2 separate regions of the Homo sapiens genome follow, and region 1 is linked to region 2. A link is a loop called in an ENCODE intact Hi-C map of the cell type or tissue named here. Cell type or tissue: CD14-positive monocyte. All regions are shown on one strand. Each heading gives the region's core, and the rest is flanking DNA. Links, peaks and the distances in the headings are about the cores only. Region 1 overlaps TTLL4 (tubulin tyrosine ligase like 4). Region 2 holds the start of MIR9500 (microRNA 9500).

The links. Peaks named below come from ENCODE experiments on the same cell type or tissue, not always from the same donor. Only the 100,000 strongest peaks of a DNase experiment are listed, where the experiment ranks them.
Region 1: it touches region 2 in a loop (2.7-fold over the local background); 14 of 110 quality-filtered maps call a loop at or near these places.

Annotation. Positions count from the first base shown.
Region 1 is chr2:218,721,909-218,737,627 of GRCh38, reverse strand. It overlaps TTLL4 (tubulin tyrosine ligase like 4), which reads right to left. Exons shown (of 20, transcript NM_014640.5): 2 at 10,281-10,359; 3 at 1-49. Among named protein-coding and RNA genes, the nearest start is that of TTLL4, 19 kb to the right of the region's middle. In CD14-positive monocyte, for the core only: CTCF peaks have their summits at 9,381 and 9,587 (motif pointing left); a DNase peak (open chromatin) is centred at 9,547; H3K27ac peaks cover 607 bases.
Region 2 is chr2:218,815,307-218,831,025 of GRCh38, reverse strand. It overlaps PRKAG3 (protein kinase AMP-activated non-catalytic subunit gamma 3), which reads left to right. Exons shown (of 14, transcript NM_017431.4): 3 at 125-280; 4 at 645-1,048; 5 at 2,426-2,507; 6 at 2,964-3,022; 7 at 3,148-3,193; 8 at 3,397-3,451; 9 at 3,653-3,779; 10 at 3,933-4,098; 11 at 6,450-6,487; 12 at 6,658-6,804; 13 at 7,148-7,380; 14 at 7,950-8,718. The coding sequence ends at 7,264. It overlaps MIR9500 (microRNA 9500), which reads right to left and starts at 7,936; the gene lies at 7,872-7,936. RefSeq lists an enhancer at 6,965-8,164. In CD14-positive monocyte, for the core only: no CTCF peak of the experiment used is centred there; a DNase peak (open chromatin) is centred at 10,435; H3K27ac peaks cover 1,882 bases.

The sequences.
Region 1 (15,719 bases), core at 8,483-10,982, 93 kb after region 2:
GTGCCACACACCTCCGGTAGTAGCAGCTGCATCCTTGAAGTCTGTCAGTCTGAAGTGGAGAGAAATGATAGGAAATGTTACAGTGCCAGGAGAACGGACACCATGCTACAGTGGTCCTCAGGTAAGCAGTACAGTCCCACTTCAGCATTTTTGGGCAACCAGTCTTGGTCGTCATTTGGGGCACTGGGAGAAGAACACCAGATTTCCAGGGAGTTTTCAATGATCTTCCTACTGCCCTCATAGGATCAAAGCTGGCTTCATTACGGACTAAAACACTGAGGTGCCACCACCACTGTGAAGCTGCTTATGAGTCCCCACTCTGTCACTCAGAAAGCTTTCCTCTCTCTCCAACAAAAAATACATCTTTCTGTCTCACCGCCCACAACTTTCCATGAGGGGCTACCTTCCCTCACCCAAAACCAGTGTGGCTAGGAATAAAGCAAATCTGAAGTGAGAGAGAGGACTCAGTATCTTCCTTCTCATAAATCAATTCTGAAAGATTAAAGATTATTTGAGTCCAGGTGAGGCAGCTCACACCTGTAATCCCAGCTTGAGCCCAGGAGTTCAAGACCAACCTGCCCAACATGGCAAAACCCCGTCACTACCAAAAATTAGCTAGGCATTGTGGCGTGCACCTGAAGTCCCAGCTACTGGGGAGGCTGAGGTGGGAGGATCGCTTGAGCCTGGGAGGCAGAGGTTGCAGTGAGCTGAGCTGGTGTCACTGTACTCCAGCATGGGCAACAGAGTGAGACCCCATCTCAGAAAAAAAAAAAAAAAAGACGATCTGAAAAACTCATTTTACATCTACTGCTCCCTAAATCAACTCAGCTGCCTCTGATTTAGTCTGCTTTTCATGGTTAAATAGGACAAGTTCAGACAGGAGAAGAGAATTCCCTTGCTGATCCCGGAGTTTATTCTGGAGCTGAGACAGCAATTTCATCTCTGCTAACTATACAGATTTAAATTCCATCCTGTGTGTTGGTGGGAAAAAGAAGAAAGGAAATTGAACTAAACACCAGCATTATTTTTACTTAAAGTGACTTTATTTCCAGCAGCCATACTGGGACAGGAGAGTTCAGGGAGTAAGAAGAGGACAGAAGCTTTCTTTACTCCAAAGCCCAGGCTTAAGTTTGGGCTGATCTCAGGGAGGAAGAGCCTGTCTCTTTTGCATCTTCTCAATCAGTGTTTCCTTTAATACAAAACCTGTAAGCCAGCCTTCTGGGTCTCAAACTGTTCAGCATGGTCACTTACTTTCTAAATCAAATTCACAAAATATTCTCCAGTAAGGAAAGGTGGGCCTGCTTTCATGGCAGCATCTGGGGGAAATAACAAAAACTGTAAAAAGTCATTCGTGGCCAGGTGCAATGGCTCACACCTGTAATCCCAGCACTTTAGGAGGCTGAGGCAGGCAGATCACTTGAGCTCAGGAGTTTGAGACCATACTGGGCAACATCGCAAAACCCCGTCTCTACAAAAAATACAAAAATCAGCCAGGTATGGTGGCGCATGCCTGTGGTCCCAGCTACCTGGGAAGCTGAGGTATGAAAAACGCTTGAGCATGGAAGGTGGAAGTTGCAGCAAACCAAGATAGCACCACTGCTCTCCAGCCTGGGTGACAGAGTGAGACCCTGTCTCACAAAAAAAAAAAAAAAAAAAAAAAGGCTGGGCACGGTGGCTACATCTGTAATCCCAGCACTTTGGGAGGCCAAGGCAGGTGGATCACGAGGTCAGGAGTTCAAGACCAGCCTGGCCAGCATGGTGAAACGCTCTCTACTAAAAATACAAAAATTAGCCATGCACGGAGGAGGGTGCCTGTAATCCCAGCTACTTGGGAGCCTGAGGCAGGAGAATCGCTTGACCTCGGGAGGCGGAGGTTGCAGTGAGCCGAGATCGCGCCATCGCACTCCAGCCTGGGTGACAGAGTGAGACTCTGTCTCAAAAAAAAAAAAAGGAGTCATTTGTCTGGGATAATTCTGAATGGAATCCTGACATTCTCATCAAGTGTGTTTTCAGAGTAGCTAGAGGGAAGGAATTTGCAGAGAGGTTTTGTTTTGTTTTGAGGGTCTTGCTCTGTCACCCAAACTGGAATGCAGTGGCACAAACATGGCTCACTGCAGCCTCAGACTCCTGGACTCAAATGATCCTCCCCCTTCAGCCTCCCAAATAGCTGGGACCACAGGCATGCATCACCACACACAGTTGATTTTTTTAAATTTTTTTATTAAGATAGGGAGTGGCGGTATCTCACTATGCTGCCCAGGCTGGTCTCGACTCCTGGCCTCAAGCGATCCTCCTCTCTCAGCCTCCCAATAAACTGGGATTACAAGCCTGAGCCACTGAACCCAGCCCTAGGAGAGATGGTTTTTTCGCTTAAGTTATATTTAAAATGCAAAAATGGGGAGAGTACCTTGTATTCTGATTAACAGTGTAATGGCCAAGGAAGAACTAAGATTCCTGTCTACAGCCACGAATGAATACCACCAACAAACACTGCAGAAGCCATGGGATATCGCCCTCTTTACCTGCAAAGGCTGACCTACATGGACTCTTTCTCAAGGGGAGTACAAAAAATCACAATGCAGCACTGCCAATATTCAAAATGATAATGAGCTAAAAACAGCATAAATGCTAAAACTGGATTTTGAGGCCAGTCACCTCAAAATGAGGTTACAGAAAATGGACCACCACACAAATCCAAACTATGGAAATACCGTGCTTGGAACAATTACAGCGTGTGTTTGTGGTAGAGAAGCATAGAGACAAAGGGAAAAGTCAAATCCTGCCATTCACTTTACGAGACTACAAGCACGCATGCATGTGTATTAAGTACACTCAAAATAATTCATAATCCCGTCACTTAATCCTCTTTCGGGAAGCCACATTTTCCCCACCAATGCAACACAACAGACATACCAAAGTGGTAGGAGAATGCCTAGGGAAATGAAAACTCAGGCTGGTCCCCCTGAAAAACAGCCCCACTATTGATTCCCACGTGCATCATGCTAGCTCAGCTCTTCATTCCCTTACAAGTGCTGTTCCTGGAGCCCTTTCTTCTTCTTCACCCAACTTAAAAAATCAGCTGCAACATGACCTAGGCAGTCTTCCCTGACTCCTGAGTTTGAACAGGATGCCTCACCTCTGCGCATGCCACCATCACTGCTCACAGAACATTAGCTTCAACAATGAACTAACTCATCACACTAGGAGCAAGGAGCACATTCTCCTCCAGCTGATGTCCCCAACACAGTGACTGATACACAGGAAGTGCTCAATATTCTGTTGAGTAAACAAACTGGAAAAGCACAGTAAATGAAGGGGAAACAAACTTGAATACTAGTTTGGGCACCTAATGAATGTCTGGTACCATGCTAGGCATTTTATCCATATTATCTCATTTAATCCTAAAAAAAACCTTACATTCAGTTTACTGATGATGAATCCAAGACTCAGAAAAGTTAAGTAACTTTCCTATAATTAAATAACCAATAAGTAGCAGTGCCTAGATTAAAACTCAAATCTGTCTGAGTCTACAATGCCTATTAAACAGAATGAAACACATATTTAGACTCCATCCCCTCCATTATCTTTAATCTTTAGGTACCAGACAAAAGCCAGGTTGGAAACACTCCTCCATGTTTATACCAAGGCCCTTTGTGGAAAGTCCCTAAAAGCACATCACTGACTTCTCATCAACACCACAGCCAATCCCACTCTCCCTTGTAGCCACAGGCACTCACTGCACAACACTTCCTTTTGCACACACATTGCTCAATGTTTGCCTTGCTACATCCCACCACATGAACCCTCAGTGCCAAGCACATGAACACAAATAGCCCAACACCCAGCTGGCTTGGCTTTTAATCCAAAAGAGGAAGAGGGAGGACAAGGATACATGCCTACCCTCCTCAGAAGCTGCAGGTGGCCTGCTCCCAGACAAAGTGTTAAACAACACACCTGGGCAGGTACTAGAGTAGAGTGGATTCTCTTCTCTCTAAGGTATTCCAGATCTCATATCTCTGCAATGGTCATTTCCCACTTCTTGTCTCCTCTCATAGTCCCTATATGGTTTGCATTTGTGTCCCCACCAAATCTCATGTTGAGTTGTAATCCCCAATGTTGGAGGAGGTGACTGGATCATGGAGGCGGATTTCCCCCTTGCTGTTCTCATGATAGTGAGTTCTCATGAGATCTGGTTGTTTAAAAGTGTGTAGCACCACCCTGCTTTCTCTCTCTCCTGCTCTGGCCATGTGAAGACGTGCCTGCTTCCCCTTCCGCCACAACTGAATGTTTCCTGAGGCCTCCGCAGCCATGCTACCCATACAGCCTGCAGAACCATGAGCCAATTAAACCTCTTTTCTTTATAAATCACCCAGTCTCAGGTATTTCTTTATAGCAGTACGAGAACGAACTAATACAGTCCCCATGATGTGTAGTATAGCAAGTTGGATAAGGGCCACTGTCTTCCTAAAGAAATATGTCTGGACTCAAGGGCCAAGCAGGTGAGAGGATGTTTCTGTAACTCTCTTTCTGGGAAATAGCTCCAAAGTTAGTAAGAGATATCCAAGGTTGGATAAGATGGCTGTGTTAGGAATTACCAAGCAAAGACAAATTTGTTGCATCAGATACTCTGCAGAGAGTAACTTCAAGAATGCCAAGTAAACAGTATCACTCACGACAGTATCACATACAAATGCTCCAACCTAGTTTCAGTGTTTGAGGTTCAGAAGTAGTGTCACGTTAAGACAGGGAAATGATGGTTGCTAAAAACAACTTCCTTCCTTCTCCTTATAGAGATTCCTGATGAGATCAAAACCTCAAATGGTTGGGAGGCAGAGGCCTAACTAAAGCATTCAGGCAGCTTGGGTCCCAGACCCCCAATCACTGCCACAGGTCATCTTTTCCCGCATCCTGCCCACTGCCCTACAGGAATGCAAGTGACAAACTTTAAAAAGCTTCTGAAGACCCAAAATCTAAGAAGTGAAGGAAGTGAGAACCTTGTTTTAAAAGCTAACATAGTGAGTTCTGCCATAAAGTCAAAGTCCAGAGAGGCAAATAATGTCTGGCACCCAGACCCTACCGACAGCACATACTCGAAGGGCAATTTTCAGCAAAGTCATCAAGCCCATTCCCTGTGATATACTCTGCCCTCCTACGATGACACCTGGAAGACCTTTCTCCCAGTGTCCCTTATATTTCTAAGTGTACTGTGATAATGCACACTTTGTGTATATGTGCGCCTCTAGGATCCAAAAGGCAGACTGCTCATCTCCCAGGAAGTATTTTAGGAAGAAACATCAAAAGAAAGACAACAGGAGAAAAGGTATTTACATATGTAGAAGGCTATGTACTGGCTACTACTGGAAGCCCATTTCAAAAACTCCCAACTTAAACAAATCTAAACTTATAAAGAGTAATTGCTGACTATGTAAATTATAAAGGATTAACTACATATTTATACTACTTAAAGATAGCTCAAGACATTCATACTTACTCTCTGTTACTAAGTCCAAAGGATCTACCATCAGCTGACCCTCCAATCAGCAGCTTGCAAGGAACTTACTTTAGGGGCCAATAAATTGACCTCACCTGAAAAATGATATTTTGAATAATCTAACATTTTATGGAGCAATGATCTAATGTGTTTCTTGTTCCTACACAGGATCCCTAGGGAACAGGAGGGCTTAAGGGGCAAACAGGGTATAAACACTAAGCTATAGCAGGCAGAGTTCAAGTTTAGAAGAAAACAAGCCTATTTCTGTAGCTAAATTCCTCAATCTAGGTCCTCCTCACAGCCAGGCTGCATGAGCAGCTACGGCCTTGTGGTGACTCATGACAATCAGAGCACTGATCAGTAGTGAATCACATGCAACTCTGAAACCGCACAGCTGGAATGTTCAGGGAAAGACAAGAGAAAGGAAGTACCATACCCCGACTGAAGTTGTGGGAGGTGAAGTTTAAAAATTCGCATAAAGCACACAAAAAGCACAGTGGCTCCCAGTAAACGTTTGCAGCAAGGTAGTTACAACTCTCATTCTCACTGGCACCAAATGATCTATCTCCCCTCTGCCCCTTCATAAGCTGTGATGAAGGCAGAAAAATACAAGGAATAGGCAACAATTATTCCACTACAAAACTTCAGCGAGGACAAGCAATGTTCTTTTGTAAAACAGAACCGTCTTGTTATTTGGGAGCTTTTGTGAAATTTTTTTTTTTTTTGGAAACAGAGTCTCACTCTGTTGCCCACGCTGGAGTGTAGTGGTACAATCTTGGCTCACTGCAACCTCTGCCTCCCGGGTTCAAGTGATTCTCCTGCCTCAGCCTTCCAAGTAGCTGGGATTACAGGCACCCGCCACGACGCCTGGCTAATTTTTGTATTTTTAGTAGAGATGGGGTTTCACTATGTTGACTAGGCTGGCCTCGAACTCCTGACCTCAAGTGATCCACCCACCTCGGCCTCTCAAAGTGCTGGGATTACAGGTGTGAGCCACCGTGCCCAGCCAATTCTTTTTTTTTTTTTAGACAAGGTCTCCCTCTGTCACCAAGGCTGGAGTGCAGCGGTGTAGTCATAACTCACTGCAGCCTAGGACTCCTGGGCTCAAACCATCTGCCCACCTCAGTCTCCTGAGTAGCTAGGACTACCAGTATACACCACCATGCCTAGCTAATTTTTTACTTTATTTTATTTTTATAGCAATAGAGTTCCACTATGTTGCCCAGGCTGGTCTCAAACTCTGTCCTCAAATGATCCTCCTGCCTTGGCCTCCCAAAGCTCTGGGATTATAGGCATGAGCCACCACACCCGGCATGGTGGTGCACACCTGTAACAGATAGTATTTTAAATACTATCTGTTAATAAAAGCAGCCAGAGCTCCTTGAAAAATGGCTGATTCCAAGGTTGGGGCAGGGAGAGCAGGAGATGGGAATGGAATATTTTGTGCTGCCAAAAAGTAAGGAAGTGGTCAAAATTTGATAGAGACATGTCAAAAGACCATAGATACAGCTAACATCATACTTAATAGTCAATTATGAGATGCTTTTCCTCTGAGATTAGGAATAAGACAAGGATGTCCACTCTCTCCATTTCTTTTTTATTTTATTTATTTATTTATTTATTTACTTTGAGACAGCGTCTCGCTCTGTTGCCCAGGCTGGAGTGCAGTGGCATGATCTCAGCTCACTGCAACCTCCCCCTCCCAGGTTCAAGTGGTTGTTCTGCCTCAGCCTCCCGAGTAGCTGGGGCTACAGGCACGCGCCACCACACCCAGCTAATTTTTTTTCTTTTTTTTTTTTTTTTTTTTTTTTTTTTTTTTTTTTTTGGATTTTTAGTAAAGATGGGGTTTCACCATATTGGCCAGGCTGGTCTCAAACTCCTGACCTCGTGATCTGCCCACCTCGGCCTCCCAAAGTACTGGGATTACAGGCATGAGCCACCATGCCTAACCTCCATTTCTATTAGACCCTATACTAGAAATTCTAAGCAGTTTGACATGGCAAGAAAAAGAAATCAAAGATACACAGATTGGAAAGGAAGAAGTAAAACTGTCATTATTTGTAGGACATATGATCTTGTACATAGAAAATCCTGGCTGGGCACATTGGCTCACGCCTGTAATCCCAATACTTTAGGAAGATGAAATAGAAGGATCACTTAAGACCATGAGTTTGAGAACAGCCTGAGCAATATAGGGAGACATTATCTCTACAAAAAATTTTAAAAATTAGCACAAGCCTGTAGTCCCAGCTACTGAGGAGGCTGAAGTGGGAGGATCACTTGAGCCTGGGAGGTCGAAGCTGCAATGTGCCATGATCACACCACTGAACTTCAGCCTGGGTGACAGAATAAGATCCTGTTTTTTTTTTTTTTGTTTTTTTTTTTTTTAAAAAGAGAGAGAAAAGAAAATCCTAAAACATTTATCAAATAAAAAATCCTACTAGAACTAATAACCAAGTTTAGTAAGGTCACAGAATACACAATCAATACACGAAAGTTAGTTTTAGTTCTACATACTAGCAACAAACAAACAACATGTAAAAATGAAATACACAATTCCATTCACAACAGCACCAAAAAGAATAAAGTATCTAAGAATAGGGACTTCTGGTTCCAAAATGGCAGTGTAGAAGCAAGCTGGCTTCACTCTTCCTCACAGAAAACCAAACACAAATACACAGCACCAAGATTATCACCAGTAAAATCCCAGAACTCAAGTATGAAGAGGAGACCGTTCCTGGGACCACAGAGAAGGGAAAAAATTCTGACAAGGTGGTAAGAAAACTGGACTTCCACATCTGCAGCATCCCCTCCCTCAATCTTCCTGGGACCAAGGACATAGAAAACCTGCCCCCAACTCACAATTTCTAAAGTGGAAAAAGTGATATCAAGATAGACAACCAGGTTGGGCGCAGTGGCTCACGTCTGTAATCCCAGCACTTTGGGAGGCCGAGGCAGACGGATCACCTGAGGCCAGGAGTTCGAGACCAGCCTGGCCAACATGGCGAAACCCCGTCTCTACTAAAAATATAAAAAATTAACCGGGCATGGTGGTGGGCATCCATAATCCCAGCTACTTGGGAGGCTGAGGCAGGAGCATCTCTTGAACCTGGGAGGTGGAGGCTACAGTGAGCCGAGATCATGCCATTGCATTCCAGCCTGGGCAACAAGAACAAAACTATGCCCCCCCCCGCCAAAAAAAAAAAAAAAAAAAATAGACCACCAGCTTCCCTGTCCATGCCTCAACCCACAGAAAGCATCAAGAGTGCCTGAAGAGAGAAACATCCCTAAAGACAGACAGAAACAAAGCAAGGTGGGACTACCATATTCAGCCCTGGACTCTCTGCTCTGTAACTCAGCCAAAGGAGATACCAAATCAGAGTGGCTGTTCAGCAGCACTTCTCTCTATAGGAGGTATGTTCTACAGGTCTCCTGGGCACAAATCCCTAGTCAGCCTTCCCACATTGCCAGGATATTCCTTTTGGGACCTCTACCATTTGGGACCTCCTCCATTTGCGAAGGGCAGTGCTCCAAAGCAGGGTCCCCAACTCTTGGGCCACAGATTGGTACTGGTCCATGGCCTGTTAGGAAACCAGGCCACACAGCAGGAGCTGAGCATTGGGCAAGCGGGCATTACCACTTAGGTAAGCATTACCACCTGAGATCCACCTCCTATAGGCTCAGCGGCAACATTAGATTCTCATAGGAGCGCTCACCCTATTATGAACTGCCCATGTAAGGGATCTAGGTTGCATGCTTCTTATGAGAATCTAATGCCTGATGATCTGTCACTATCTTCCATCACCCCCAGATGGGACCATCTAGTTTCAGGAAAACAAGCCCAGGGCTCCCACTGATTCTACATTATGGTGAGTTATATAATTATTTCATTATATATTACAATGTATTTACAGAAATAGAGTGCACAAAAAATTTAATGTGCTTGAATCATCCCCAAACCATCGCCTCCCCCACCCACCCACCCCAGTCAGTGGAAAAATTGTCTTCCACAAAACTGGTCTCTGGGGCCAAAAAGGTTGGGGAACACTGCGCTAAAGCCAAGACAAACCTGGGGCCAAGATGCCATCTAGTGTTGAAAAAGAGGTAGTGACCTAGTGATTTAAAAAAAAGATAAGTCAACAGGTTAAGTTACAAAAAATCTCTAAACAAACATATCCAATAACAAGCCAGACAGAGAAGACTGGAATAAATAATCCTTCAGTGTAAAGACATACACATATATCCACAAGAAATAACAGCAAACAGAGAACTATGACAAAGCAAGAAATGGACAAAGCAAGAAAACAGTGACTAACTCTAATGAGGCAGTAATACATGAGCTCTCTAACCAGGAACTCAGAATAGCAGGGTTTTTTTGTTTGTTTTTTTTTGAGACAGAGTCTCACTTTGTCTGTCGCCCAGGCTGGAGTGCAGTGGTGTGAACTTGGCTCACTGCAAGCTCCACCTCCTGGGTTCACACCATTATCCTGCCTCAGCCTCAGCCTCCTGAGTAGCTGGGACTACAGGCGCCCGCCACCATGCCCAGCTAATTTTTTTATTTTTAGCAAAGACAGGGTTTCACCGTGTTAGCCAGGATGATCTCGATCTCCTGACCTTGTGATCCACCCCCCTTGGCCTCCCAAACAAAATAGCAGTTATAAGGAAACTTGGTGATCTCCAAGATAACACAGAAAAGCAAATTCAGAAATTTATCAGAGAAATTTAACAAAGAGATTGTTAATAATAATTTTTAAAACAAATCTTAGAACTGAGAAATAAATTTGCTTACCTGAAAAATTTACTAGAGGCTCTCAACAGCACAATGGATCAAGCAGAGGAAAATATCAGTGAGCTTGAAGACAGTCTATCTGAAAATACACAAAGGAGAAAAAAGAAAACAGAATGAAAAGCAACAAAGATAACCTATAAGATACAGAAAACTACCTCAAAAGACCAAATCTAACAATTACTGGTATTCAAGAGGGAGCTAAACAAGCTACAGGGGTGGCTTACTAAAAGAAATTAGCAGTCTGGGCACAGTGGCTCACACCTGTAATCCCAGCACTTTGGGAGGCCGAGGTGGGTGGATCATTTGAGGTCTGGAGCTTGAGACCTGCCTGACCAACATGGTGAAACCCCATCTCTATTAAAAGTACAAAAATTAGCCAGCATGGTGGTGCACACCTGTAATCCCAGCTACAGGCTACAGGAGGCTGAGGCAGGACAATCACTTGAACCCGGGAGGCAAAGGTTGCAGTGAGCTGAGATTGCATCACTACACTCCAGCCTGGGCGACAGACTGAGACTCCATCTCAAAAAAAAAAGAAAGAAAGAAACTAGTTACTGGTCTATAAGAAATTTCACAAAAGAGGCCAGGCGTGGTGGCTCACGCCTATAATCCCAGCACTTTGGGAGGCTGAGGCAGGTGGATCACTTGAGGCCAGGAGTTCGAGACCAGCCTGGCCAAGACAGTGAAACCCCATTTCTACTAAAACCAGAAAAAATTAGCTGGATGTGGTGGCACACGCCTGTAATCCCAGCTATTTATGAGGCTGAGGCATAAGAATCGCTTGAACCCGGGAGGCAGAGGTTGCAGTGAGCTGAGATCGTGCCACTGCACTCCAGCCTGGGCCTGACAGACTGAGACTCTGTCTCGGAAAAAAAATAAACAACAGAAAACTTTTCAAAACTTGAGAGAGATACATATATCCAAGTCCAAGAAGATCAGGGAACACCAAACAGATTCAACCCAAATAAGACTACCCCTAGGCATATAATAATTAAACCTCTCAAGGTTCAAGGGCAAACAATATTTTAAAAGGAGCAAGAGAAAAGAAGCAAATACATATAAGGGAGCTCCAATTCATCTGGCAACAAAATTCTCCTCGGAAATTATCCAAGTGAGAGAGTGAAACATTTCAAACTGCTGAAAAAAACTACCCTCCAAGAATACTGTATCCAGCAAAACTACCCTTCAAATATGAGAGATAGTCTTTCCCAGATAAACAAAAGCTGAAAGAATTCACTACCACCAGACCCGTCTTAAAAGTAATGCTAAAGATAGTTCTTCAATTTGAAGGGGAAAAAAAAATTAACATGCAAAAAGAAAACATTTGAAGGCATAAAATCCACTAGTAAAATTAGGTAAATGGACAAACTCAAACAGTCTAATACCCTAATTATGATATGCAATCTAATCATAACTCTAGTATGAAGCCCAAAAGACAAACTTGTCAAAAATAATAATAGCTACAGCAACTTCTTAAGAAATAGGCAAATAAGGCTGGGCATGGTGGCTCACATCTGTAATCCCAGCACCTTGGGAGGCTGAGGCGGGCAGACCACTTGAGGCCAGGAGTTCAAGACCAGCCTGGCCAACACGGTGAAACCCCATCTCTACTAAAAATACAAAAATTAGCCAGGTGTGGTGGCATGTGCCTATAATCCCAGCTACTTGGGAGGCTGAGGCAGGAGAATTGCTTGAACCCAGGAGGTGGAGGTTGCGGTGAGCCGAGATCACGCCACTACACCCCAGCATGGACGACAGCGTAAGACTTTGTCTCCAAAAAAAAAAGGCAATATAAAAAATATGTAAATTGAGACACAAATAGTTAAAACGCATGGAGGACAGAGTTAAAGTGTAGAATGTTTTTATGGTTCTTTATTTGTTCACTTCTATTTTTTGGAGTTCAAGACCAACCTGGGAAACATAGTGAGATCCTATCTCTACAAAAAAAAAACCATAAAAAATTAGCTAGGCATGATGGCACATGCCTGTAATCCCAGCTACTTGGGAGGCTAAGGTAGGAAAAGCGCTTGAGCCCAGGAGATGGAGGCTGTGGTGAGCTGTGAATACACCACTGCATTCCACGCTAGGGGACACAGCAAGATTCTGTCTCAAACAAAAAAAGTTATCATCTCTTAAAATGACTTGTTCTAGGGTGGGCGCAGTGGCTCATGCTTGCACTTTGGGAGGCCAAGGTGGGAGGATCGTTTGAGCCCAGGAGTTCAAGACCAGCCTGGGAAACATAGCAAGACCCATCTTTACAAATAATAATAAAAAATAAAAATTAGCTGGGTGTGGTGGCATGTGCCTATGGTCCCAGCTAGTCGGGGAGCTGAAGTAGAAGGATCGCCTGAGCCCAAGAAGTCGAGACTGCAGTGAGCCATGATCACGCCACTGCACTCCAGCCTGGATGACAGAGTGAAACCCTGTCTCAATAAAAAATAAAATACGAAAATAAAATAAGTATAAGCTGTTTTTTATAAGTCTCACAATAACCACAGATAACCACAAAAACCTGTAATAAATCCACTAAAAATAAAAAGCAATTAATTAAACCATACTACTAGAAAAAAACTACAAAAACAGTAAGAAAGAGGAGTTACAAAGAAACCACAAATCAAGCAGCAAAATGGCAGTAGTAAGTCCTTACTTATCAATAACAACACTGAATGTAAATGGACTATGAATAAAGGAAATGTGGTATATATACACAATGGAATATTATGGAGCCATAAACAAAGAATGAACTCCCATCATTTGCAGCAACATGTATGGAACTAGAGGTCATTATATAAAGTAAAATAAGCCAAGCACAGAAAGACAAATACGGCATGTTCTCACTCATAAGTGGGAGTTTAAAAAAGTGGATTTCAGAATATAGAGAACAGATTGGTGGTTAACAGAGGCCAGGAAGAGTAGGGGGAAGGGTAGGCCTGTTTCAGGTAATGGAGCAAGAAGTAAGTCCATTTGCTTGAGTCATTCACTGTTAAAATCTATTTCTACCAGTATAATTTCAAAGAAAAGTTGAAGTTGATTGGTGTGCTACCTGCCTTCTGGTCTGAGGAAAACCAAACTTCCCTTTAAGTAGTAATGAGGTTTAAAAAAATTTTTTTTTAATTTTGCAATTATCTCAGACTTGCAAAAAGTTACAAAAATAGTACAAAGAATTCCTGTTTACTCTTTCCCCAGATTCATCAAATGTTAATACTTTACCACACTTGTTTTATTATTCATTCATATTCTCTCTCACATATATCTCTGTGTGAACTGGTTTTTGAAATGTTTGAGCATAAGTTGCAGACATGATACCCCTTTGCATCTGAATACTTCCTAAAAACTTCCTAAATGTTTGCTAAAACCAGGATATTCTCTTATATTCAAAAAATTAGCATTGATAATACTATAAACTATATTACTATTATCTAATACACAGATCTTATCCAAATATTGCCAACTGTCCCATCAATGTCCTTTATCTGGCCCAGGATCACAAGTTGTATTCACCTTCATATCTTTTTAGTCTCCTTTAATCTGTAATAGTTCCTCAGCCTTTATTTTTCTTTAATGAGCTTGACACTTCTGAAGAATACAGACCAGTTATTCTAAAGAATGAAACTCAATTTGGCCTTGTCTGAAGTGATGATATATCCTTAGTTGCATCTTATGATGAGGCCCATGTCAATTTGTACTATTACTAATGATGATATTATGTGCTTCATGATATGATGCACTTAAGGATATATCATCACTTCTGCAATTTCCAAACAAAAATGCATCATCTTGAATGTGTATTTGCACCCATTAATCAACCTCTCTCAATGGCCAGTGAATTTGTAAACTCTGGCTCAAGGGGAGTTCAAGGGAAGGCATATTACTCAAGCCTGGCAGATAAAGTTTAATGGAAGCACTTTCTCTAGGACCCATCAACATACAAGCTGGTAGGAGGTCTCCAATACTTAGAGGGAAAATGCTATTTAAATGTGATTCTGTGTAAAACCTCACATCCCAATAAAACACAAGTCCTTGTTGTGCCCTCAACTGAGAAAACAGTTGCTGTCAGCACCCAGCTGAGAAACAGGAACCTAGAGGCTGAGATAAGGATTTTAGGGCTAGAGTCAAAGAAACAAGGAGGGCACTGTGGCAAGCTCAAGGGTTCTATAACCACTGTTATTCAAAAGAAAAGAACATGTTATCTGTTAATCTCCTTGAAAGTAAGGTGGGAATGTCAGATTCTAACCAAGTCATGCTAGGGGAAAGTGAGAGAAGAACAGATCAATCACATTCCCCTCTTGTCCAATTAATCTTTCAGAGTCAGGGCCAAGAAATAAGCTGTAATTGCACAAAGAAGACTTCAATAAAAAATATTCAGGCAGAAGGAGCTTAGTCCCTGGACAGGCCTCCATACAACACAGAAACTCCCGACATGCCTGTCATAATGATGCTTTCACCCTGACCTCAGCAGATCTTCAATTCCACTTAATCCATCAACAAGTCCTTCCAGCTTCAAATATATGTCTTTGAATCTGGCTATTCTTCCCCATTTCCACTGTCATTACCTTAGTCAAGCTACCATCATCTCTCAACTGCTGATTTACTGGCTTCTATATCATCTATTTTCCAGACAGTGGCTACTTTTTCAAAACACAGTACTCTTTTTAAAACACAGCTTAAGATCATCTGATGGCTTCCAGGACTATGTGATCTGATTCCTGACTCTCTGACCTTATCCAGAGCCACTCTTCCTCTCATGAGGAACGTTCCCACCTCTGGATCTTTGTGGTTTCCTCTGAAACACTCAGATCTTTGAATGGCTGGCTTAGTTCTTTCACTCAGTATTCAACTAAAAAGGCCTTCCTTGTCAATCCTATCTAATATTGTCCTACCCCAATCATTCCCTATTTCATTACCTTGTTTTATTCCCTCCATTTCATTCCTCCACTATCTAAAATTATTATATATTTATATTTCCTTACACTTGGCTCAAAAAAAAAAAAGATGAACAAAGAAGCTGGTAATTTTTTTAAAAACTACCAATGAGGTTGGAAACAGACAAAGATGACTTATCTGTGTATACCTTTTCCTACAATTTTAATTTCTTTTTGTTTGTTTGAGACCAGGTCACTTGGTCACCAAGGTTTGACCTCCTGGGCTCATGGTCCTCCTATCTCACCCTCCCAAGGAGCTGGAACTACTGGTGTGTTCCACCGCACCCAGCTAACTTTTTTATTTTTTGTAGAGATAAGGTCTTGCTATCTTGCCAGGGCTAGTCTCAAACTCCTGGGCTCAAGCGATTCTCCCACCTCAGCTTCCCAAAGTGCTGGGACTGCAGACATGAACCCCTACACCTGGCCCTAATTTTAACTTCTGAGTTTTTTAATTTTTTTTTTTAAATAGAGACAGAGTCTCACTATGTTGCCCCAGTTGGTCTCGAATTCCTGCCCT
Region 2 (15,719 bases), core at 9,203-11,702:
AATGAGAAATATGTTGGAGAAAAGCCCATTGGAAGCTTGCAAATCCTAAAGATTATGAATAACATTTGAATTGATTTTGATGCATTACTCCCTATTAACCAAACAGGCCCCATTCCCCTTCCAGAGATGAGCTTCCTAGAGCAAGAAAACAGCAGCTCATGGCCATCACCAGCTGTGACCAGCAGCTCAGAAAGAATCCGTGGGAAACGGAGGGCCAAAGCCTTGAGATGGACAAGGCAGAAGTCGGTGGAGGAAGGGGAGCCACCAGGTCAGGGGGAAGGTGAGGCCAAGGCCAGTTCTGGGGAGGTGGGAGCCAGGGGAGTGGGAAATCCCAGAGGAGCCTGGGTCTGGTCTCTACCTCAGGTCCCTCCATAACACAGAGTTGGACCCAACCTTCATCTTGTGGCCTCAGTCTCCCTACATAGTAGAGAACAAGGCACTGCAGTGCCAGAGGCCAGCATGGCCAACTCAGAAAGATGGGACAGAGCCACTACCTGGGGCGACTCTCAGGTCAGCCCCTCACCTGCAAATAGGGCCACAGCATCCAGGCTTCCCACTGCTGCTGTGAGATGAATGGCGACAGCAGATGAGAACGTGCTTTGGAAGATGGAGTTACTGTCCTCTTCCCCTCCTCCCCCAAACAGGTCCCCGGTCCAGGCCAGCTGCTGAGTCCACCGGGCTGGAGGCCACATTCCCCAAGACCACACCCTTGGCTCAAGCTGATCCTGCCGGGGTGGGCACTCCACCAACAGGGTGGGACTGCCTCCCCTCTGACTGTACAGCCTCAGCTGCAGGCTCCAGCACAGATGATGTGGAGCTGGCCACGGAGTTCCCAGCCACAGAGGCCTGGGAGTGTGAGCTAGAAGGCCTGCTGGAAGAGAGGCCTGCCCTGTGCCTGTCCCCGCAGGCCCCATTTCCCAAGCTGGGCTGGGATGACGAACTGCGGAAACCCGGCGCCCAGATCTACATGCGCTTCATGCAGGAGCACACCTGCTACGATGCCATGGCAACTAGCTCCAAGCTAGTCATCTTCGACACCATGCTGGAGGTGAGGCCACGGCTCTGCCCAACCTGTACTCACTCTCCATCCACACGGTGCTGCAGCCGCCACTCCCACCCTGCAGGATGCCCTGCTGAGCCAGGTGCCCCTGCAAGCCCCCTGAAAGGACTCCTTCTTAGCACTATGGAGGCCAGTTGGGGGAGGGACAGCTTCTACTCTCTGTTAGCACACGTAATTGTCATCACAGCTCTGCCACTTAGTAGCTGTAGGACCTTGAGTTACATTACCTTTCTTGTCTCTAAAATGGGGATCGAAATGCCTGCTGCACCCTACATAGTTCAGAGGATTCTTGGACTACCCAGTATAAAGCGTGAACAAAGTATGTGTAAGACATTGCAGAGGCCGGGCACGGTGGCTCATGTCTGTAATCCCAGCACTTTAGGAGGTCGAGGTGGGCAAATCACAAGGTCAGGAGTTCGAGACCGGCCTGACCAACATGGTGAAACCCCATCTCTACTAAAAAAAAAAATACAAAAAATTAGCCGGCCGTGGTGGTGGGCGCCTGTAATCCCAGCTACTTTGGAGGCTGAGGTAGGCGAATCACTTGAACCCAGGAGGCAGAGGTTGCAGTGAGCCGAGATCGTGCCACTGCACTCCAGCCCGGGAGACAGTGCGAAATTCCATGTCAAAAAAAAAAAAAGGCATCACAGAGTGACTTAGAAAAAAGAGTAGGGGACTCTCTTGGTAACAGAAAAAATAATGAGCTCTGGCACCTGCTCTTCCATTAGGCTTAGCTATAAATGTCTATAATCTTATTCTTATCATTGTTATGCAGTGCAGTGTTTCCCAAAACACGGTGTATGTATTGTCCATAGCATGCATTTTGATTCTAATGGTTCGTGAAAAAATATGTCTATTTCAGTAGCTTTATATTTGTTTTAGGCTGTGTTAAAAAAATATAACCAGCATGTGCAGATAGTACTGCTTAGGACGGGGCACAAAATGAGTCAATATAAAATTTATCTACAAAAAAAGTATGTAAATATGCAAGTGTTATGTAAATAACTATGCCTCCGGTACTTAGTCTATCAAAAACTAGACTGTGTCTGTACACACATACCCTCCAAATGGAAACATGAACTTAGAATTTCTCACTCCCTGGTGTGCCAGGTGAGGGGCTCATGGTCTCAGGCCACAGCCTTATCTATGTACATGTCCCCAGCAACGATCATGTCTAGCGTGTACTGTGACATGAGGAAGACAGGCCAGCTGGTGTAGAGGAGGGTCCAGGAGAAGGCCCCATGGAAGAACCCTGGGTGGGACAGGGAGGGGACAGCAGGCAGATGGGAGGTGCGCACTGAGGGGCAGAGAGGGGGGTGAGGGTCTCTCGGGACCCACCCTTGACTGTTCTCCCTGGCCCCTCAGATCAAGAAGGCCTTCTTTGCTCTGGTGGCCAACGGTGTGCGGGCAGCCCCTCTATGGGACAGCAAGAAGCAGAGCTTTGTGGGTGAGGAGAGGCTGGGGAGGTGAAGGGAGATGGAGGAGGTGAGGGGGAGATCTTGTACGGTTGTTCTGGGGCTGATCTCTGATATACCACAAGCTTGGCTTCAGGCCAAGCCCAGCCAGGGGCCAGGGTGGAGGAAAGTCCATCCGGAGTCTGCATGGCCAGCTGGGAGACCCTGGGGCTCAATTTCCCCATCTGTGGAGCCGCTATGACCAGCTGACACCTTTCACCTCCGCTACTGCATGGCCCTGTGCCATAGGTGCTAGGGAGCAAATGGGGGGAGGCAGGAGAGAAAGAGCCCCACTTCTCAGGCCTGGGGGGCTGCCCCACTGTCCTGTTCCCACAGTCCCCACTGTGTCTCAGCACAAGGACACTGGCAGGGTGGGGAGGGGATCTGACCCTCAACCTGCCTTCCACCCAAAGGCCCCGGGCTGACCTCCTCCCCGCCCCTCCCTGCAGGGATGCTGACCATCACTGACTTCATCCTGGTGCTGCATCGCTACTACAGGTCCCCCCTGGTGAGGAGTGGGCTGGGAATCTTATGGGCACCCAGAGGGGCGGGGGCGGAGGGGAGTCCTCCTGGAGCCTGGTGCCCTAGAAGCCCACGTCTTTCTGACTTCTGGAGTCCTGTCGATGTCTCTAGGTCCAGATCTATGAGATTGAACAACATAAGATTGAGACCTGGAGGGGTGAGTGGGGAGAGGAACCCGGAAAGGGCTGTTGGTGATGGTGGGCCAGGGCTTAAGGTGGAGGATGGGCAGTGGGGATGTCCTGGAGTGAACAGGGGAGGGACAATAGGAGCCTCGGGTGCCTGACGGAAGGGAAGCTGCCTGGGACTGCAAGGTGAGGCAGGTGACCGGCTCCCCTGGCCTGACTCTGGCTCTTTCTGCAGAGATCTACCTGCAAGGCTGCTTCAAGCCTCTGGTCTCCATCTCTCCTAATGATAGGTGGGTGTCTCTGCTCATTCACCTGAGCCTCCTCCTCCCACAGTCCCCTTCCCCAGTCCCACTCAGCTCTGAACTCACCTCTTCATCCTAGGCGGCACACAGACAAGGGAGCCTTGGTGCCCTGCCCTCCTTTTTAGGGGCCTGGGATGGAGGTTGTCTCTCCCTAGGCTGCCCCGAGGCTCACTGCTCCCATCTCTGCAGCCTGTTTGAAGCTGTCTACACCCTCATCAAGAACCGGATCCATCGCCTGCCTGTTCTTGACCCGGTGTCAGGCAACGTACTCCACATCCTCACACACAAACGCCTGCTCAAGTTCCTGCACATCTTTGTAAGCCTGGGCCCAGGTGGGAGGAAGGGGGAGACCTGGGCAGGTGATCAGAGGGCCTGAGGAGTCTTCAGCCCTAGCAGTCGTGGGGAAGAGCTGGGAGCCCTCTTGAAGCTGCTGGATCCCTGATCTCCACCTGGTCCCCATCCTAACCAGGGTTCCCTGCTGCCCCGGCCCTCCTTCCTCTACCGCACTATCCAAGATTTGGGCATCGGCACATTCCGAGACTTGGCTGTGGTGCTGGAGACAGCACCCATCCTGACTGCACTGGACATCTTTGTGGACCGGCGTGTGTCTGCACTGCCTGTGGTCAACGAATGTGGTACCCACCCCCAGGATGAGAGGCTCGGGCTGGGCTGGGGCCTGGGAGAACCTGGTGGGGAGAATATGGGAAGGGCAGGGTTTCTCATGCCATCCCTGTGGGGGGTACAGGATGGACTGGGGATTAGAAGTCTCCGTCTACTCTGAGACTTGGGCAAGTTGCTTAGCCTCTCTGTGCCTCAGTTTCCTCCTTTGTGAAATGGGATTCTTCACAACACTCATCTTTCTGACTTCACAGGAGGATTTAAAAGGTTATGTGCATGAAAATGGGCATAGCGAGAGGAAGCAGCAGATTTTAGTTTCAGTTCATCTTAAAATGGAGCCGGACACGTGGTGCATGGCTGTAATGCCAGCCCTTTGAGAGAGGCCAGAGCGAGAAGGTCGCTTGAGGCCAGGAGTTTGAGTTTACATACAGTGACACTCCAACCTGGGCAACAGAGCAAGACCCTGTCTCTAAAATAATAATAACGAAATAATAAAATTTAAAAAATTAAATGTGCCATGGGACCTCGGGCCCCCAGCCAGCCCTCAATTTCCTACACTGAAAAAGGGCTGCAGAAATGACAAGATTATTTCTTTGGTTGAATGATGGCTATGAAATATTTCAAAGCTAAAATCACCATAATTAAGATAGATATCAAGAAGTGTTTTCAATTTATTTTTGATTATAAAAAACTTCAAATGTATAGAAATGGTAGAAAGAAATTGCATAATGAACCACCTATATCCATTGCCTAGATTAACTACTGTTACTATATTGCCATAACCAGTTCATCTTTTTCTCTGAAGTAATTCAAAGTAAATTACAGACATCATGTCATTTCACCCCTAAACACTTTAGTCTGCACTTCTTAAAACAAGTGTATTTTTGGCCAGGGGCGGTGGCTCATGCCTGTAATCCCAGCACTTTGGGAGGCCAAGGTGGGCGGATCACGAGGTCAAGAGATCGAGACTATCCTGGCCAATATGATGAAACCCCATCTCTACTAAAACTACAAAAAAAAATTAGCTGGGCATGGTGGCGCACACCTCTAGTCCCAGCTACTTAGGAGGCTGAGGTAGGAGAATCGGTTGAACCTGGGAGGCAGAGGTTGCAGTGAGCCAAGATCGCGCCACTGTACTCCAGCCTGGCAACAGAGCGAGACTCCAAAAAAAAAAAAAAAAAGTGCATTTTATACCACCAAACAAAACCATGAATAATTCATATTATTGTCTGACATCCAATCCTTATTCTCACTTCTCCATTTCCTCAAGAATGTTGGGTATTTTGGGTGTTGTTTTGGGATGGAGTCTCCCTCTGTCACTCAGGCTAAAGTGCAGTGGTGCCATCTCGGCTCACTGCAACCTCTGCCTCCCGAGTTCAAGTGATTCTTGTGCCTCAGCCTCCTGAGTAGCTGGGATTACAGGCAAATGACACCACGCCCAGCTAATTTTTGGGGGGTATTTTTAGTAGAGATGAGGTTTCACCATATAGGCCAGGCCAGTCTCCAACTCCTGACCTCAAGTGATCCACCTGTCTTGGCCTCCCAAAGTGTTGGGATTACAGGCATGAGCCACCGCGACCGGCCAAGAATTTTTTTTTTTTTTTTTTTTGAGACAGAGTCTTGCTCTGTCGCCTGGGCTAGAATGCAATGGTGCAATCTTGGCTCACTGCAACCTCCACCTCCCAGATTCAAGCAATTCTCCTGCCTCAGCCGCCCAAATAGCTGGGTTTACAGGTGCGTGCCATCACACCTGGCTAATTTTTTGTATCTTTAGTAGAGATGGGGTTTCACTATGTTGGCCAGGCTGGTTTTGAACTCCTGACCTTGTGATCCACCCACCTCGGCCTCCCAAGGGAATGTATTTTTCATAGTTGATGTGTTCAAAACAGGATCCAATTGAAGTCCATGGTTTACATTCGTGTCTTTTGTTCCTTAAATCTCTTTAAATCTATAACAGCTCCATTCCCCCTAAATTGTTATGACGTGGGTGAGTTGAAAAGCCTGGGTCAGTTGTCCTATAGGATACCCCACATCCAGATTTGTCTGTTTGCTTTCTAGAGCTGGCCTTTACTTTGTTCTCTATTCCTGGGTTTCCTGTAAACTGAAATTATATCTAAAGGCTTGAAGAGATTTGGGCAATAAATTCGAGGCTAGACTATTTTGTAGGTGGTGCCATGTTACTCACACTGCATTTCCTCAGGATGCTCAATGTCAGGCTGTCTCACTCTGGGATGCTAAGTTTGATCCTTGGGTTCTGGTAGTGGCACCCTGATGCAAATAGCCCTAGGCCCTCTACACAGCACCCCGGTTCTGACCGGAGCCTCTTCCCTGTCTTTCTCCCCCCACCCCCCACAACCACCCTCTGCAGGTCAGGTCGTGGGCCTCTATTCCCGCTTTGATGTGATTGTAAGTGTCGCTGGAAAGGTGGGATGCTGCAGGGAGGCTAAGGGTGTGGGGATGGGTGGGGGGCCTCTGTGGACCAGGGGGACCTTGACAAGTATGCAGGGGTTGACATCTGTAGGGTAGGAGCCCAGGCAAGGGGGTGACTAGGAGCCATACTTCTCTCTCTGCCCCAGCACCTGGCTGCCCAGCAAACCTACAACCACCTGGACATGAGTGTGGGAGAAGCCCTGAGGCAGAGGACACTATGTCTGGAGGGAGTCCTTTCCTGCCAGCCCCACGAGAGCTTGGGGGAAGTGATCGACAGGATTGCTCGGGAGCAGGTACCGTGTGCCCTCCATTCATGCCCCCAACACATATAGCCCAGTCCTTCTCATGCACGGCTCCAGCCATCCCTGAACATCGGGCACCTGGCCTATCCTTCCATTTCATGACCAACTCCTGGTGCCCACACTGGCCTGCACCTGGTCCTGTCCATGGGGCCCTTATGCCAGGGGTCACTGCCAACTGATCACCTTAGGCCGGTCACACCATCCCTAACTGGTTTCTAGGAGACGCTCTCTCCCTCAGTCATGTTGGGTTGTTTCCCCTGATTCTTGGCACCAACCTCAGTAGCTGCTGTAGCCCCATGGCTCTGCCCCCTCACTGAACATTGCGGACCCACAGGTACACAGGCTGGTGCTAGTGGACGAGACCCAGCATCTCTTGGGCGTGGTCTCCCTCTCCGACATCCTTCAGGCACTGGTGCTCAGCCCTGCTGGCATCGATGCCCTCGGGGCCTGAGAAGATCTGAGTCCTCAATCCCAAGCCACCTGCACACCTGGAAGCCAATGAAGGGAACTGGAGAACTCAGCCTTCATCTTCCCCCACCCCCATTTGCTGGTTCAGCTATGATTCAGGTAGGCTCTGCCCTGGGCCATGACACCAGCCTCTTAGTCTTCCTGATTTCCTGGATCTCAGATTGGGACACCCTGAGGATGGGAGTGGCCAAGCTCAAAGCTGAGCAGCCCTGTGAAAACTGCAAGTGTAAGGACTCACAGGTCCCCACTTTGTCCCATTTTCAGCTGAGGTCATGGAGACTGTCCTAGAAGGGAGGGACAAAGCCCCGGCTAAAAGCTAAGGCTGCGATGTGACTTCAGACACTCTGGGAAGATTTACTTGTTCCCTCACAATTCAATTTCCACCTGCTGGAAATCCCCTTAGAAGGAAGCAAGCTATATCAACATTTGTTGGATGGAATTTCCATCCCCAGTAAGAACTAAAGCTTAAAGGAAGGAGCTTCTACCTACGTGCTCATCTCAGGAAATGTGACATGATCTCAGACTCTTTCCTGGTCACACGTTTGCTAGGGGCTTGCAGAGGATGGGCACAGATTCCATCTACTCACCATGGCTGGCAAGGGTCCCCTGTTGGAAAGGCCGCTGTCCCTCCTATGTGGTCACCATCTTCCCTTTTCTTTTCCCCACAGGCTTCTTCAGCCCTCCCAAATTGCCCTTGCCCTACCTGTGCTCCCAGAAGCCCTCGGGCATGCCCAGTGCACCATGGGATGATGAAATTAAGGAGAACAGCTGAGTCAAGCTTGGAGGTCCCTGAACCAGAGGCACTAGGATTACCCCAGGGCCATCTGTGCTCCATGCCCGCCCATCCCCTTGCCGCCTGACTGGGTCGGATGGCCCCAGTGGGTTTAGTCAGGGCTTCTGGATTCCTCGGTTTCTGGGCTACCTATGGCTTCAGCCTTCAGCTCCTGGGAGTCCCAGCTGTTGTTCCCAGCAACGTCGCCACTGCCCTCCTACTCTCCAGGCTTTGTCATTTCAAGGCTGCTGAAATGCTGCATTTCAGGGGCCACCATGGAGCAGCCGTTATTTATAGAACTGCCTGTTGGAGGTGGGGAGTCCTCCCTCCATTCTTGTCCAGAAAACTCCTTAGCTCTCGCAGTGAGCCATGTTCTTAGTCTCCAGGGATGGATGGCCTTGTATATGGACCCCTGAGAATGAGCAATTGAGAAAACAAAACAAAAGGAACAATCCATGAACTTAGATTTTATTGGTTTCACTCAAAATGCTGCAGTCATTTGACCTGAACTTGTGGCAAGAGACTTGTGCTTTCTAAATTCAAAGACTAGAAGGAAAATGGATAAAAATCACAAGTGCCGTTTCTCTTGCAATGTAGCGCTATTCTACTGAAATTTCTTTCTTCTCTTTTCTTTACAAAATCATAAAGAAAAAATTAATTCATTACTTATATAGTAGGTACAACTCAGCCTACAAACTCTAATCTGCAAGAAGCATAACTTTATTTTTCTAACACAGAATGTAATTTCTATTAGGAACCCCGTTTCAGCAGGTGGTAGAAATTAATCTCAGTCAATTCAAAGTCTCCCCCTGACCTTTTCCTGGGGTTAAGCTCGGTCGGGTGGGGGTGTGGCTTTAAGTCATGTAAGACTCTGTTCCTCGGCTATCATCATCCGTCCATGCTCGCACCTGCCTGGACATCCCCTCCCCATCTGGTCATCAGTTGGTCATGCAAGGTCTGCCAGGGGCTCCTTCACTTCCACAAAGCCTATTTGGGGACCTGTGGCTTGGAGCATGTGGAAGATTCTAGCTCCTGGCCCTGCACACCCTCTGGCTTCAGGAAGCTCAGTAATTCTGTTCCAGGCCAACTGCTAAGATAGACAGCCCAGTCCCTTGTTCCGCTCTGTGGCTTGCTGTTTTCCCAGGCTCTACCCAGGAAGCGTGTGGGTTCTTCTACCCAGTGCTTGCCTACACTTATCACCTCCAAACCTATATGGAGTATTTGTCATACTTTCCCCCTCTTTAGCCGCAACCTCCTTCTCAGGGTCCTTTTCTCAAGAATTCCAGAAATGTCAACATTCGCCTTGCTCCCCAAGCCCTGCCAACCTATGGAATCTTGACCAGTGGGGGAGAGAGGAGGCTTTTATTCTTTAACCCATCATATATTCTTCCAAATGCACTGTAAGTGTCCTGAGTTCTTGCCACCCACCTTCAGAATCAAGCTTTTAAAATTCCAAAGCCAAGGCTCGCTTCTGCTATGTCACCTTCCCTGTGGCAACGGGCACCACATGTCTGGCTGTCCAGAGAAGGGGGAGATTACTGTCTCTAAAACATGACCCCTTCCCCTTACCTCACAGAGCGAGAAGGCAGAGGCTTTGTACTGAATTGGTTGGACCATAAATGAAGATGTTCCCTCACTAGACATTTTGCCAAAACCTGAGGGTCAGTGCTGGCTCTGCTGTGGTCCCGCCCAGGGAAGGTCCAGGGTCTTGGGCTCAAGGGAGAGGATTGGAGTTGGGTGATGGTTGGGTCTGGGCCCAGAGAGGATCTCTCCAGTGACAGTGTTCCTGGGGAGCCTAGGGCTCTGGGATCTTGTAACAGGTCAGTCCTTTGAGGCTGTGCCTCTGGGTGGCTCTGCTCTGTGGGACCTTCTCTGTAAGGGCACATGCCACCCTCCCTGCCTCAGACCCCTCCTTTGGTCACAGCCCGGCCCTTGCAGCCATGATGGCTGCTAGAAAAGAGTCACGGAGTTTCCACCGGGGCTGCGGCGGCTGCTTCTTCCACTCCAGCTCTGAATCGAAGACGTGCCCTGTGTGCAGCCCGCTGTGCCGCCCACTCTGTTCCTGCATGTGAACTTGGGGCGGGACTGGTTTTCCAGGCACTGCTGCCTCCGTGCCCCCAGCCCCTCCTCAGACCTCTGCGGGCCTCTCTGGGTTTCTGTAGCTTCCTTCGCTTTCCCGTCTCTCTTCTCACAACCCCTTCAGAGCTCTCCACCATGGATGTGCATCAGGATCACCAAAGAAGCCTTACAAAATGCAGATTCCAGGGCTCCATTCCATACTAATTTCCTCATTTGGGGGTGGGAACTGAGCAACTGTGTTTATTTTCTATAAATGCTAGAGACTTATGACTAATAGCACATGATGAACATGAGACTGGGCTGAGAAATGAGGATGCCCCATGCTCATAGCTAGTCAATCATTTGTCATATGATGGAGTCTAGCTATTATTTAATTAGGCCTAGGGTCTCCGAAAAGCAATGGCTAAGGGTAGTGGCGCAACATAGATGTATGACTCATTACCATTCTCACCACCCTTCTCCCAGACCTCCTTAAATGCAGAAGTGTTCATTAAAATATCCTGCATGTTCCTTTCATGACAATTGCCCAAGTTTTTATTTGATATGCATATTAAAACTGGAGTCATAAATAATGACCTGGAAACAAACTCCTATTACCAAGCCAAAATGCACTCAGAGCTAAAACTTTTATAGAACCTGGGCATGTAGATAGCCAGGCAACACTGGGTACCCTGTCTATTTTTATTTACAAGAGTGCCGCCTTGGCCAGGCGTGGTGGCTCATGCCTGTAATCCCAGCACTTTGGGAGGCCGAGGCGGGTGGATCACCTGAGGTCAGGAGTTCGAGGCTCAGCCTGGGCAGCATGGTGAAACCCCGTCTCCACTAAAAATACAAAAAATTAGCCGGGTGTTGTAGCGGGCGCCTACAATCCCAACTACTCGGGAGGCTGAGGCAGGAGCATTGCTTGAACCTAGGAGTCGGAGGTTGCAGTGAGCCGAGATCGCGCCATTGCACTCCAGCCTGGGCGACAAGAGTGAAACTCCATCTAAAAAAAAAAAAAAGACCAGGTGCAGTGGCTCGCTCCTGTAATCCCAGCACTTTGGGAGGGCGAGGTGGGCAGATCACGAGGTCAGGAGATCGAGACCATCCTGGCTAACACGGTGAAACCCTGTCTCTACTAAAAATAGAAACAATTAGCCAGGCATGGTGGCGGAGGCCTGTAGTCCCAGCTACTCGGGAGGCTGAGGCAGGAGAATGGTATGAACCCAGGAGGCGGAGGTTGCAGTGAGCCGAGATCGTGCCACTGCACTCCAGCCTGGGCGAAACTGTGAGACTCTGTCTCAAAAAAAAAAAAAAGAGTGCCGCCTTGTTTAAGAAGACAAGTTGTTTTCTTAAAGTCTTACCGGAAAATATGGATCTGAATTTGGCCAACAATTTCAAATTAGCTGGGGTAGGAGTAACACGATGTGCATGGCCTTTTCAGCCAAATGTCTATCTGCTGTGCGGAACCAACAATCCTTAATCCGCTGTTGTTCTTTCTTTATAGAGGAAGGTTGGGGTTGGCTCTCGGGGAGCCTCACTGTGGCATCTGTTCATGGTGATGCTTGGGGGCCCTGAGCTCCTGAGAGTCTCGGGGCCTGGAACTGTGCCCCATCACTGGCCACTGATGAATTCTGTGCCAACCCTCAAACCAGGGCTGATGTGTTTCTCCCTCCAGAGAAAAAACTGCTGGGAAAGGAACTGAGACTATGACCACATTCATCGTAGAGATACTACATACGTATCTGAATGAATCACTGTCAAAGAAAGTGATTTTTTCACTTATATTAAGTAAGTCTTGTCCAGGCATTGTGATGGAATATAAACAGAGGTCATTTCACGTACACTTGAAGTACGCATGTACACATGAAATTTATGAAAGAATCTCATGTACACTGAGGGTCAGTGCATTTTTCTGTAGGTATATTATAGGGCAATAAATATCTTTTAAAGATTAAAAAAAGTATAAAGATAAATCACTTTGGCCATATGCTATATTTTGTTTTTCTCTGTTTAGGGGTGGGAGACTTTGATTATATTCGTCCCAATGCCATGTTGGCGGGCTTTCTAGTGGCAGCTCCAGTAGGCAAGGTTTCACATTTGTGTTCATAACTCTTCAGCTCTTACATCTTGTGTTCCATCACTGATGACAAAAACTTTGCGGGGAGCCTCTGAAGCTGTGACTACACCTCATCAAAGGGTAAGGAAACAGCCTCACAAGGACTTCGTGACTTCGCCCATCAGCTTAGCTCCTTTCTCCTCTGCATTTCCAGTTTCCAATTTGAGGTTGGATTTTAGGCCCTGTAGATACATGACAGAGCAGTGTTGCCTTAGAAATTCCTGTGGTGCCTCTAGGACATTGGTGACCCCCAAGAATCTTCTGCAAGTATTGATTACATTGACATCTATTTCTACAATAATCTTATCAAACTGATCTTCACAGATTTCTTTCACTTGAGATATAACTAATATGCCATACAATTCACCCTTCCAAAATATACAATTCAGGCCAGTGTGGTGACTCATACCTGTAATCCCGCACTTTGGGAGGCCAAGGCTGGTGGATCACTTGAGGTCAGGTGTTCAAGACCAGTTTGGCCAGCATGGTGAAACTTCGTCTCTACTAAAAATAAAAAAATTAACCAGCAGCAGTGGCACATACCTGTAATCTCAGCTACTCAGGAGACTGATGTGGGAGATTTTACTTGAACCCAGGAGGTGGAGGTTGCAGTGAGCCGAGATTGCACCACTGCGCTCCACCCTGGGCGACCAATTGAGGCGCCACCTCAAAAAAACAAACAAACAAAAACCAAAATATACAATTCGGTGATATTTAGTATATTAAAAAAGTTAAGCAAAGTTAGTGATGACCACTATCTAATTCCAGAACATCTCATCACCCCCAAAACAAACCCATTAACAGTCACTCCCCATTCTCCCGTACCTCCACCCTTGGCAACCAATAATCTACTTTCTGTCTCTATAGATTTGCCTATTCTGGACATTTTGTATGCATGGAATCACACAATATGTGGACTTTTTGTTGGCTTCTTTCCATCTGCCTAAGATTTTCAAGGTTCATCCATAGTGTAGCATGAAGCAGCACTTCATTCCTTTCTTATGGGTGAATAATATTTCATTGTGTGGATATACAAAGTCTTCCTGGACTTCCATGTGAGATCAGTTCATTAACTGAGCTGCAAGACCATGAACACTGACATCATCTTGCACAACTGCTACAAAACCCCAATCCAAGTCTCATCACAGACTTCCCCTCACCTAAGCACCTCCAAAGTAACTAAGGGACCCATGTTATTTTGGCAGCTCAGCCCTGCTGGTTTGAAGGAGCAGCACACTGGGGAAAGCAGAATTCCACTCTGGTTGACTTTATGACACAGATCCTGGCAGCCTTGGAGCCCAGCCCCAGCATTTGCAAGGAGCTCTCACAGGTAGATCTACTACACAGGAGGGGTTGAGAGCCATATCTGTATAACCAGTAATTCCTCCCAATTCCCTCTAGATTCTCCTTCTTTTTTTCCTTTATTTTCTTTTTGAGATGGAGTCTTGCTCTGTCACCCAGGTTGGAGTGCAGTTGCGCAGTTTCAGCTCACTGCAACCTCTGCCTCCTGGGTTCAAGCGATTCTCCTGCCTCAGCCTCCCTAGTAGCTGAGATTACAAGTGCATGCCACCACACCCAGCTAATTTTTGTATTTTTTTTTTTTTAGTAGATACAGGGTTTCACCATGTTGGCCAGGCTGATCTCAAGTGGTCTGCTCGCCTTGGCCTCCCAAAGTGCTGGGATTACAAGCTGGGTTCCCCTTCTCAATGTAGAAAACTCTGTGTCCTCCTCTCCCCTTCCCTTCTCTTCCCTTCCCCTTATTCTGATCTCTTTTTCAGGAAACATTTACTAAGCACCTCCTAGGTGCTAGACACAGTTAGACACTGGGATCCAACATTAAAGAAGCCTGACTTGTGGCCTTCAGGGGATTCACAGTTGGTTGGGGAGAGAGCTGGATCTCTAACAAGGTGAGCATGCTGACAGCTCAGCTCTGTAAGCAGAGGAGGGGAAGGTGGGGCACAGGATTGCTCAGAGAGGTCAGGGAGGGCCCTGCAGAGGCAGTGACATTTGAGCTGAATCCTAAGAAAGAGCAAGCTCTCTGTGATGACATGACAGTTAGGGAAGAGGGTGTTCCAAGAGTGGGGACAGGAGGTACAAAGTATTGAGGCTGGAAAGAACATAATGTGTTCAGAGACATGCAAAGAATTCAGGCTCAGCTGTGAAAGGGTGACCACGGTCAGGGTGCAGGGTGCCAGGGCACGGTAGGTCTTATGAGCCACAGTAACAACTTTGAACTTGACCTGAGGGCTGAGGGCAGTTGTGGAGTATTTTAATCCGGGCAATGACACAATTTTTTAAATGAGTTCAAACCCTATCATTCCCACAGGCCTGAGAAAGTGAACTTTAGGTTGTCGCAGTGGCTCACGCCTGTAATCCCAGCACTTCAGGAGACCAAGGCAGGCAGATCCCTTGAGCTCCGGAGTTCAAGACCAGCCTGGCCAACATGGCAAAACCCCATCTCTACAAAAAAAATACAAAAATTAGCCAGGCGAGGTGGTGCGTGCCTGTAGTTCCAGCTACTCGGGAGGCTAAAGTGGGAGAATCGCTTGAGCCTGGGTTAAGGAGGCAGTGAGCCAAGATGGTGCCACTGCACTCCAGTCTGGGTGACAGAATGAAACGCTGTCTCAAAAAATCAAATTAATTTTTAAAAAAGAAAGTGAACTTCATTTTTTTCTATGACTCCACCAAAATTTACTGCTGGGGCTTGGACTCTGAATTTCCAGGCTAGTGCTGTGATGCACTGGCGGCTCTCAATGGCAACCCACTTTCCTTCAAGTGGGCTTCTTGTTGCAAGGAGGCTGGACAGTTAAAAGCTATAATCCCTAGGCTCCCTTACAGCTAGTGCTCCAGGCAGGACTTAGGTTCCTCCTCTCAGCTGTATGTGAGAGATGTGAAAGGTGGAAGAGAGGTAGAAGCTCCTGCCCTTTCTGCTGTCAGGAGCAGTCGCGAGGCATTTGCAGAGGTCCAAGTCCAGTTACTGCTGGCTTCATGGGTATTGAGAGACAGGATGGGGGTCATCCTGCGTGACCTGTTTTGTTTTGTTTTGCCGGCACAGACCTACTTGAACTTCATTGACATGGAGTAGCTCTAGAGCCAATAGTTGTAGCAATAGCTTCTAGACTCTCATCCTCCTGATTGTGGCCAACATGGTGCTCCCCAAGCTGCTCAGTGCCTGCTGGAGGTCAACTCTAGCCTGGTCTCGAGCACCTCCAATAATTTTTGTAGCACCCCATTGCCTGTATCTGCTTTTTCTGTTCAAAGAGGGTGGTTTATATTCTCTACAACCGCAGCTTGACTGACACAGTGCTTGGGAGTCACTGCAGTTCCTGCTTGGTGTGGCCTCAACCAGTGCCTCGTGAAACCAAGGCCTCTCTGTGAGGTCTGGGAAAGCAAAAGGTGTTCTCAGTTTCCAAGGACAGGGGCGGCTGTGCCTCTCACCGTGACTCACTGGAGGAGAGGAATTCCCTCAGATGCTGGGTAGTCAAAAAG